Linked DNA regions of Homo sapiens: region 2 is linked to region 1. Evidence: chromatin loops called from intact Hi-C (ENCODE). Cell type or tissue: HCT116. All regions are shown on one strand. Each heading gives the region's core, and the rest is flanking DNA. Links, peaks and the distances in the headings are about the cores only.

The links. Peaks named below come from ENCODE experiments on the same cell type or tissue, not always from the same donor. Only the 100,000 strongest peaks of a DNase experiment are listed, where the experiment ranks them.
Region 2: a loop joins it to region 1, with 12 times the contacts of the local background. A loop is called at or near these places in 15 of 110 quality-filtered maps.

What each region holds. Positions count from the first base shown.
Region 1 is chr5:102,151,187-102,156,573 of GRCh38, forward strand. No RefSeq gene overlaps it. Among named protein-coding and RNA genes, the nearest start is that of SLCO4C1, 140 kb to the right of the region's middle. In HCT116, for the core only: a CTCF peak has its summit at 2,320 (motif pointing left); a DNase peak (open chromatin) is centred at 2,305.
Region 2 is chr5:101,939,155-101,944,541 of GRCh38, forward strand. No RefSeq gene overlaps it. Among named protein-coding and RNA genes, the nearest start is that of SLCO4C1, 350 kb to the right of the region's middle. In HCT116, for the core only: a CTCF peak has its summit at 3,251 (motif pointing right); a DNase peak (open chromatin) is centred at 3,267.

The sequences.
Region 1 (5,387 bases), core at 300-5,299:
TTCATGACCTGATCACTTCTCAAAGGCTCCACTTTCTCATATAATCAATACCAGCATGTTGGGGGTTAAAACTGCAACGCATAAATTTGCAGGGTGGGCAAAAAATATTCAATTCATAACAGCAAGATAAAAGTGCTGGGGCCCCAAATGCTTTTACACCAGCTCACTCTAGAGTGGAGGTTCTATATGGGAAGAAAAGCAAAAAAACTAGAGGCTACCATCCCTGCCCAGTACTAGGCTCATAAAACAGGGCTGTCACTTCTGTCCCCAACCCTGGAGAAGTGGCTCAGAGATTTTGCTAAAGTGTGGAGGCAGTGCAAGGCTCTCCCTAAAGGAACTAACTTTATTTGAAACAGAGCATGATAAAGCTTACACATAAGCGTGATTTCAAAACAATGAAGATTTGGGTAGAAAGCAATTAAGAGGAGGCTGGTAGCTCTAAGAGAACAGGCTGAGCTATAGGATGCACATTTATTAGAGAGAATCAGGTAAAGAGACACCTAAGAAGAGATCTCCTGGGTTTATAACACATCTCAAAAACTCATATCAGTCCTCAAAAACCAACCCTATAAAGGAAACCAAATGATCATGGAGCAATTTGTGTCCAAGGCATTGTCAAAAACAAACAGCAGTGAACTGTCAATTAGCAGAGGCCAACAGCAGGATATGATACCAACCAAGGCAGACACCTTTATTTAGAGAGAGCTAGGGGAAAGATAGGGTCCAATAGAATCTTGCCAAAACTGCCATCATCCCAAGGTGACTGCACATGCCCAATGCTGCCCTCTGAGTGTTATTACAACAGAGACTGTAGACTGGGGGGGAATATTCTTCACTTAGACTTCCATTTAAATCATTAAACAAATAATAACAACAACAACGACAAAAACCTGAAGATGGGTAGATCAGTATTCATTGTTGCTACATAGATTGCCTGAAACACCCAGTTTCAACAAAAAATTATGAGATATGCAAAGAAACAGGAAGGTGTGACCCACTCACAGGAAAGACAACAGGCAAGAGAAACTGCCCATGAACTGACCTAGATGTCATATTTAACAAAGATTTCAAAGCAGCCATTGTAAATATGCTCATAAAAACAGAAAACCATGCTTAAAAAAGTAAAGAAATGTATGATGACAACGTCCCATCAAATAGATCAATAAAGAGATAGAAATTAAACAAAGGAAACAAAAATTCTTATTGTTTTCACATATAGAGATATAATGTACATATTATTGATATTGCAGTATAAATATGTATATAGCGTATGCGTATATATATTTACACGCCTCATAGTATTGTGAAAATTAAGCAAGATTATTTGTATAAGACATATACCTTACCATTTTTAATCAACATGAATTAGCTGTCCATATTACTGTCTTTACGTTTCCAAAGCAGATAATTGGGTAAGAAATTTTATCTGTGACTTTGTGACAGAGTCAAGCTGTTTCCCATAGAAAAGCATAAATGTTACATCAACTACAAACATAACAACAGAAATAATAATATTATAATAATTAACATTTGATGTTCGATATCTATGTGCCAAGGACTACACTGTTTTACATGAATTATTGTCTTGATCTTCACAAACTTTCTATTAAGCAGTTAGTTTTTATATTTTTTTGAAATTCTAGGTTATAAGAAAGGAAATATACCCTAAATTTACTAAAAAGTAAACACATACATGCATATTTCACACTGTGTGGTCCTCAGATAAGTTAAACATTTCTCTATAATGAACAATTCTGTATTCTACAACACAGATTCAAGTACCTAAATGATACATTTTTCATAAAGTAAAGCTCATCATACATTCACTCACTGAGAAAAACAATGAACTTTGGAGGAGTTGTTAAATGACTTGGTTGTAAAGGGATAAGATTTATTGCCCTACAAAAGCTAACTCCTTGCTGGGAATTTACTCAGTCTGACTGCATCTCCCAGGAAGAAAAATAAGACCACAGTGACTGCCATTGTCCTCTAACGCCAGTCAATATCATCTGAAACCTTCTCATTACTGTGTAAAAGCAGAATCCACGGACTTTTGCATCAAGCATTATACAGGAGCACTTTAGACGAGAAACCAAGAAGGCAAGAGGTGTGGCTGTAGAATCATATTTTGTCCCAGCCTGAATCACTCTGACTATAGAGGTCACTCATCTCCTGAACTACACACAAACATTAATACATTGTGGAATATCATTCCCAGTTCAGGTAAACTATTTGCTTTAAGTTTTCCACAGTCTTTAAAAGCCTCCCAACTATATGAAACAGAATTCTAGATTGTATTTAAATTGTCACATTGCCATCTTGTGGCTGCAATGGGTAAAAGAGGAAACTGATCATTACTGTGGGGCCCTGAGGCCTTGCCCCTCTGCATGATGCTATCGCAACTGCCTGAGTTCTGTGAGGATAATAATGCTCTGTTACTCTCACAGGGACCTGATACAGGATTGAAGAACTTACGTATTATATAGGGAGTGTAATTGCTTTACAGGAAAAAGCATCTAGTAAGTATAAAATAAGTGAAAATTAAGTTGAAATCTGAAAAGGTCTTGATACAAAGCATTACACTGTACTCCAGAGATGGACCTATGAGGTCAAAATTTGTTCAGCGGCCTCTACTATTTTCTTTAACTCTGACATTTACAGAATGAATTCTTCCAATGACATAACAGATTTCCAGACACCTGATTCAGGCAGTTACAGGTCCACTTTAAAGCAGAGGTCCCTCTAGTGCAAATTCCCCCTGCTTGGCTGATTCTGAGAGCTCCACTAAGACCTGCCTCAAGACAAATATAATTCCCATGCCCACTCTGCTGCCTTAAATTCCCAACCCTATTTTACTTTGAGTTATTATTTTCAAAAAACCTTCATCTGAAACATAAATGGCATGTTCTAGTATGGCTACATATAAACATCTAATTACATTTGCTTGTGGAATCATTAATTAATCAAAATTTGTAAACTTGCATATTGAGATCTAATAAGAAAAGTATACATTTTGAAAAGTAGAAGTGGGTTGTTTTTCAATAATATTCCAGGGCAGGACAATTTTCAAAAAGTAGATGATATAGCTGGGTGACAAAGGAAGAAGCTCCTGCTAAGTTGACTGGAGAGGTAGAACAGGGGTTAGGTAGTTACTCAGGAAGCCTGGAAGGAGGAAAGGGGGGAAAAAAGGCAGCCCAGGGCATTTAAAGAAAAATTACAAAATCTGGAACATTGCATCTTAGTGTCTCAGTTTGAGACTACTTTGCAATTTAAGACCCATAACTGTCTCCCTATGCACTCTAAGGAAAGAGTGCAAGTGATAGAAAGCAAGTAGCAGTTCCCAAGAAGCTGCCACTGTGAAGAGAATGAGCAACCACAGGATAAAAAGGCTCAAAGACCTCCAGCTTATGTGGTAGAGCATCTCTGGAAGTGAACTCTCAAAAAACACAGCTTAACCATTACGCACGCATTATATTTATTTCCAAAACCCTATTCATCATGGAAGATTTTTACTGAGTAATAATCTCAAAGTAAAAAATAATTATTGCCACTCTTCAACTTACCCCAGCTATTGAGAGGTGACAGCATGCTGGCAGCCCTCACAGACCTCGCTGGCTCTTGGTGCCTCCTTGGCCTCAGCGCCCATTCTGGCCGCGCTTGAGGAGCCCTTCAGCCCGCCGCTGCACCGTGGTAGCCCTTCTCTGGGCTGGCCGAGGCCGCAGCCGGCTCCCTGGGCTTGTGGGGAAGTGTGGAGGGAAAGGCACGGGCGGGAACCGGGGCTTCGCAGGGCGCTTGCGGGCCAGCTAGAGTTCCGGGTGGGCGTGGGCTTGGCGGGCCCCGCACTGGGAGCGCCTGCCGGCCCTGCGGCCCCGGGCAGTGAGGGGCTTAGCACCCGGGCCAGCAGCTGCGGAGGGTGCGCCGGGTCCCCCAGCAGTGCCGGCCCACCGGCGCTGTGCTCTATTTCTCGCCGGGCCTTAGCTGCCTCCCCGCGAGGCAGGGCTGGGGACCTGCAGCCCGCCATGCCTGAGTCTCCCGGCAGCCCGCCGTGGGCTCCTGCGCGGCCTGAGCCTCTCCCGGAAGCACCGCCCCCTGCTCCACGGCGCCCGGTCCCATCCACCGCCCAAGGGCTGAGGAGTGCCGGCGCAAGGCGCGGGACTGGCGGGCAGCTCCACCTAAGGCCCCTGTGGGAGATCCACTGGGTGAGGCCAGCTGGGCTCCTGAGTCTAGTGGGGACTTGGAGAATCTGCGTGTCTAGCTAAGGGATTGTGAATACACCAATCAGCACTCTGTATCTAGCTCAAGGTTTGTAAACACACCAATCAACACCCTGTGTCTACCTCAGGGGGTTTGTGGATGCACCAATCGGCACTCTGTATCTAGCTAATCTGGTGGGGACTTGGAGGATCTTTATGTCTAGCTAAGGGATTGTGAATGCACCAATGGGCACTCTGTCTAGCTCAAGGTTTGTAAATGCACCAGTCAGCACTCTGTGTCCAGCTAATCTGGTGGGGACTTGGAGAATCTTTATGTCTAGCTAAGGGATTGTGAATGCACCAATCGGCACTCTGTATCTAGCTCAAGGTTTGTAAATGCACCAATCAGCACTCTGTGTCTAGCTCAGAGTTTGTAAATACACCAATTCGACACTCTGTATCTAGCTAATCTAGTGGGGAAGTGGAAAACTTTTGTGTCTAGCTCAGGGATTGTAAATGCACCAATCAGCACCCTGTCAAAATGGACCAATCGACTCTCTGTAAAATGGACCAATCAGCAGGATGTGGGTGGGGCCAGATAAGAGAATAAAAGCAGGCTGCCTCAGCCAGCCGTGGCAACCCCCTGGGGTTCTCTTCCACACTGTGGAAGCTTTGTTCTTTCCCTCTTTGCAATGAATCTTGCTGCTGCTCACTCTCTGGGTCCACACTGCCTTTATAAGCTGTAACACTCACCGTGAAGGTCTGCAGCTTCACTCCTGAAGCCAGCAAGATCACAAACCCACCGGGAGGAACGAGCAACTCCAGACACGCCACCTTAAGAGCTGTTAACACTCACCGCGAAGGTCTGCAGCTTCACTCCTGAGCCAGTGAGACCAAACCCACCAGAAGGAAGAAACTCCAAACACATCCAAACATCAGAAGGAACAAACTCCGGACACGCTGCCTTTAAGAACTGTAACACTCGCCGCGAGGGTCCATGGCTTCATTCTTGAAGTCAGTGAGACCAAGAACCCACCAATTCCGGACACACTATCATCAAACGGTGGGAAACAAGTTAAATGGTTTATTAGGTTTAAAGTGCCATTTTCCATTTACCTTGAATCCCCATATTTCTTTTAATCTTAAAAATGTTATGTTGTCTTACTTGTTCTCCCATTGACTCTGGATTTGTAA
Region 2 (5,387 bases), core at 287-5,286, 210 kb before region 1:
TACGTGGTAAATCACATTTATTGGTTTGTGTACATTGAACCAGCTTTATATCTCAGAAATAAAACCTACTTGGTCATAGTGTATATTAACTTTAAAAAAAAAACTTTTATTTTAGGTTCAGAAGTACATGTGAAGGTTTTTAACATCATAGGTGAACTCGTGTCACAGGGATTTGTTGTGCAGATTATTTCATCACCCACGTATTAGGCCCAGTACCCAATAATTATCTTTTCTTTTCATCATTTAGCTCTCACTTATAAATGAGAACATGTTGTATTTGATTTTCTGTCTCTACGTTAGTTTGCTAAGGATAATAGCCTCTAGCTCCATTCATGTTCCCAAAAAAGACATGTATTAAGTTTTTTTATGTGCTGCTGGATTCAATTTGCTAGTATTTTGTTGAGGACCTTTATGTGTATGTTTGTGAGGGATATTGGTCTGAAGTTTCCTTTTTTCGTTGTGTCTTTGTCAGATTTTGATATCAGGCTGATGGTGGCTTCATAGAATGTGTTAGGGAGGAGCCCCTCCTCCTCAATTTTTTGGAATAGTTTTAATATTGTTGGTATATTGGCATTTCTTTGTGTGTCTGGTAGAATTTGGCTGTGAATTTATCTGGTCGGGGCTTTTTTTTTTGAGGGGGTGCTCCTTATTACTGTTTCAATTTCAGAAGTTGATATTGGTCTATTCAGGGTTTCAATCTGTACCTCATTTAATCTTGGAAGATAGTGTACTTCCAGGAATTTGTCCATTTCCTCTAGATTTTCTAATTTGTGTGCATACAGTTGTTCATAGTAGTCTCTGATATCTTTTGTATGTTGTAATATCACCTTTGTCATTTCTGATTGTCCTTATTTCGATCTTCTCTTTCTGTTTTATTTTGGTTAGTTTAGCTAGGGGCCCATCAGTCTTATTTATTTTTTTCAAAAAAACCATCTGCATTTCATTGATCTTTTGTATGGAATTTGCATTTCAATTTCAACAAGTTATTCTCTAATTTTAGTTATCTATTTTCTTCTGCTAGTTTTGGGTTTGGTTTGTTATTTTTTATTCCAGTTCCTTTAGGTGTAACAATAGATTGTTAACTTGAGACTTTCTAATTTCTTGATGAAGGAGTTACGAGCTATAAACTTTCCTTGTAACACTGCTTTTGCTGCATCCCAGAGATTTTGGTAAGTTGTGTACCTATTTACATTAATTTCAAGTTTTAAAAAATGTTTGCCTTAATTATGTTTACCCAGGAGTTATTCAGGAGTAAGTTGTTTAATTTCCATGTATTTGTATCATTTTGAGAGATACTCTTGGTATTGATTTCTATTTTTTATTGCACTGTGGTCCAAGAGTGTGTTTGGTTTGGTATGATTTTAATTTTTTTGGATTTATCAAGGCTTGCTTCACCACCAAGCATGTGGTTGATCTTAGAATATGTTCCATGTGCAGATGAGAGGAATGTATATTCTGTAGTTGTAGGGTAAAGTATTCTGTAGGTGTCATTAGGTACAGTTGGTCAAGTGTCAAGTTGAAGTCCAGAGTTTCTTTGTGAGTTTTTTGCCTCCGAGATCTGTCTAACACTGTCAGTGGGGTGTTAATGTCTCCCACTATTATTCTGTGATTGTCTAAGTCTTTTTGTTGGCCAGGAACCCATTTTATGAATCTGGGTGCTCCAATGTTGGGGGTGTATATATTTAGAATAGTTAAGGCTTCTTGTTGGATTGTACCCTTTATCGTTATGTAATGCCCTTCATTGTCCTTCTTAATTTTGATTGGTTTAAAGTTTGTTTTATCTGATACAGGAATAGACTCCTGCTCTTTTTGGTTTTCCATTTGCATGCTACATATTAGTCCACTCTTTTATTTAGCCCTTGGATATCATTATATGCGAGGTGGGTCTCTTAGAGACAACAGATGTTTGCGTCTTGTCTTTGTATCCAGTCTGACACTGTGTCTTTTAAGTTAGACATTTAGACTATTTATACTCAAGGTTAGCATTGATATGTGTGATTTTTATCCTGTCATAGTGTTGCTAGCTGGTTGTTATGTAGACTTGATGCGTAGTTGCATTTTATAGTGCCTGTGGGCCGTATGCTTAGATGTGCTTTTGTGATAGCAAGTGTCCTTCTTTAGAATCCATATTTAACAGTCCCTTAAAAACTTCTTGTAAGACTGGTCTAGTTGAAACATATTCCCGCAATATTTGCCTGTCTGAAAAGGATTTTATTTCTCCCTCACTTATGAAACTTAGTAAGGCAGAATATTAAATTCTTGGTTGGGTTTTCTTTTCTTAAAGGACACCGAAAATAGGCCCTCAATGTCTTCTGGCTGATAAAAGTTTCTGCTGAGAGGTCTTCTGCTAGCCTGATGGGGTTCCTTCTTTAGGTTACCTGAACCTTCCTCTCTAGCTACTTTTAAGATATTTTCTTTTTCACTGGCCTTAGTGAATCTGATGACTATGTGTCTTGGGGATGGTTGCCTTGTATAGTATCTGGCTGGAGTTCTCTGTATTTCTTAGATTTTCATGTCAACCTCTCTAGCAAGATTAAGGAAATTGCTGTGGAATATATCCTCAAATATAATGCTCAAGTTGCTTATTCTCCCTTCTTCTCTCTCAGGAATGCCACTGAGTCACAGGTTTGTCTCTTTACATGATCCTGTATTTCTCAGAGGTTTTGCTCATTTTTCTTAATTCTTCTGTCTCTATTTTTGTCTGATTTAGTTGATTTGAAGCATTAGCCTGAAGACTCTTTCCTCAGCTTGGCTATGCTGCAGTTAATACTTTCAAATGTATTATGAAATTATCATACTGAATTTTTCAGCTCAAGAAGCTCAGTTTGGATTTTTCTTAAAATGGGAGTTTCATCTTTCAGCTCTTGAATAGTTTTACTGTATTGTTTCACTATGTTAGATTGTTTCAAGTTTCTTCTTGATTTCAATGAGCTTCCTTGCCATCCAGATTCAGAGTTCCATGTCTGTTATTTCAGACAATTCAGACAAGTTAAGAACCATCACTGGGGAGCTAGTGGGCTCATTTGGAGGTAAGGGAACACTCTGGCTTTTTGAATTGCCAGAGTTATTTCACTGATCCTTTCCCACCTGGCAGGGCTGGTATTTCCTTAGTTGTGGTGTAAACTGAGAATTGCCTATTGCCTTCATTTTTGGAATTTCAGAAGACTAATGCTTTGTACAGATTCTTTGTTGTAGCGTTCTTGCTGTTTCCAATGAGAGAGAATTTTTGATGTAGTTTGGGCTGCGATCCAATAGATGGCACTTGAGAGCCATAGGCAGTTCCTAGCCACACAGTTCCTTTGTATATCTTCACATTTGCAGTTGTGTTCTGCAGTGCGATGGGGATAGAGGTGACACCCTCACCAGATCTGCTCAAAGGCCCCCGGGGAGCTACCCCTGATCACCAGCAATCTTCTCATGATTTTCTTTCCTGTTGCTGTTAGGTCTTTCAGGCCACAGGGCTCCCTTGGGGAGAAGTCCCTTAGAGAATCAGGCCACACCCCAACCGAGTGGAAGGAGGCACAGCCAGGTCCCACATCAGCCCATCAAACTGTGCAACCCAGCTCTTCCAGTTTTCTGAGAGTGTGACTCCTGCCCCTTTCAAATGCAGAGCACAGCTCGCAGCTCAGTACTTCTGAGCCACAGGCCATAGCTCTAAGGTACTAGGACCCTCTCACAGCTCCCTCCTCCGGTCGCTTGGAGTTGGGTTTTGGGTGCAGCCTGACATCTAAAGGACATCTACGTTGCTGGAAAGTATGTAGGTGGAGCAAAGCAACTGAGCTGGGAAGCAGAGGCTGCATTATATACACACTTGTATGGAGTAGCCAGGCAGTGGCCCTAGGAGAGGCTGGCGGATAGGTGGGCCTGCAGGAAAGATAAGTCCCAGTCCCAGGGAGAAACTGGCCTGGCTTTCCCCATAGCCATAAGCTGGGGCCACAGCCTCTCAAAGGTAGATGGGCAGCCCTAGGGGATGGGTGCTTACAGCTGAGCTTTGCCAGAGCTGATCCACTCAAAGGTCCCCAGCTTTGTGCTTGCTGCAGCTCCATCTCCATCTAATCTCCAGGGAGAATCCCCTGCCGGCTCACACATTCATGGGCTGTGGGGTCACTGCAGCTAGGATTCCAAAGGTTTGCAGCAAGAGTGAACAGTCCCCCAGTCCCTTCACTCATCCATACCCAGGCATCTTTTGGAGCAGTGAACCAGACGTAGCATTTAGATAACCACATAGGGTTCCTAGTCTCCTCTCTCATCAGCATCAGTGACTGTGTCTTCACCATCCACATTTGGCATTTTCTCCCCAAAGGTCTGTACAAATTATGTTGGTATGGCCAAAATCCTGGTTTCTCTCTGTGAGAGTGGCGCTTCCCAGTTGCATCTAGTTACTTATCTTAAACACATAACCACATTTTCTTTATCCAGTTGACCATTGATGTACACTTGGGTTAATTCCATGTCTTTACTATTATGAATAGTACTGAGATAAACATATAAGTAAAGGTATCTTTTTTATGGAAAATTTATTTCCTTTGGGGTATGTAATCAGTAATAGGGTTGTTCAGTCAAATGATAATTCTATTTTTAGCTCTTCGAGAAATCTTCTGATATAGTTTGGATATGTATCCTCTCCAAATCTCATGTTGAAACGTGATCCTCAATTTTGGAGGTGGGGCCTACTGAGAGATATTTGGGTAATGAGGTTGGATCCCTCAGGAACAGCTTGGAGCCCTCCTGGAGGTAATGAGTGAGTTCTTGCTGAGTTCAAAGGAGATCTGGTTGTTTAAAAGAGTGTAACACTTCCCCATCAATCTTGCTTCCTCCTTTGCCATGTAACATGCTGACTCATTTCCCCTTCCCCTTATGCTATGATTGTAAGCTCCCTGAGGCAGATGCCAGCACCAAGCTTCCTTTACAGTCTACAGAACCATGAGCCAAAATAAAACTCTTTTCTTTACAAATTGCCTAGTCTCAGGTATTCTTTTATAGCAGGGGTCCCCAACCCCTGGGCCATAGACCAGTACAGATTTGTGGCCTGTTAGGGACCCTGCCACAGAGCAGGAGGTGAGTAACCAGCAAGCATTACCCCTGAGCTCCGCCTCCTGTCAGATCAGGGGCAGCCTTAGATTCTCATAGGACTGTGAACTCTACTGTGAGCTACACATGCAAAGTATCTAGGTTATGTTCTTTATGACAGTCTAACTAATGCCTGATGATCTGAGGTGGAACAGTTTCATCCCAAAACTATCTCCGCAACTCTGCCCTGTTCATGGAAAAATTGTGCCAAAAAGGTTAGGGACCACTGCTTTATAGCATCTCCAAATGGCTTCACACAGAGGCTGAAATAGTTTACATTCCTATCAACAGTGTATAAAGTGTATATTCCCTTTTCC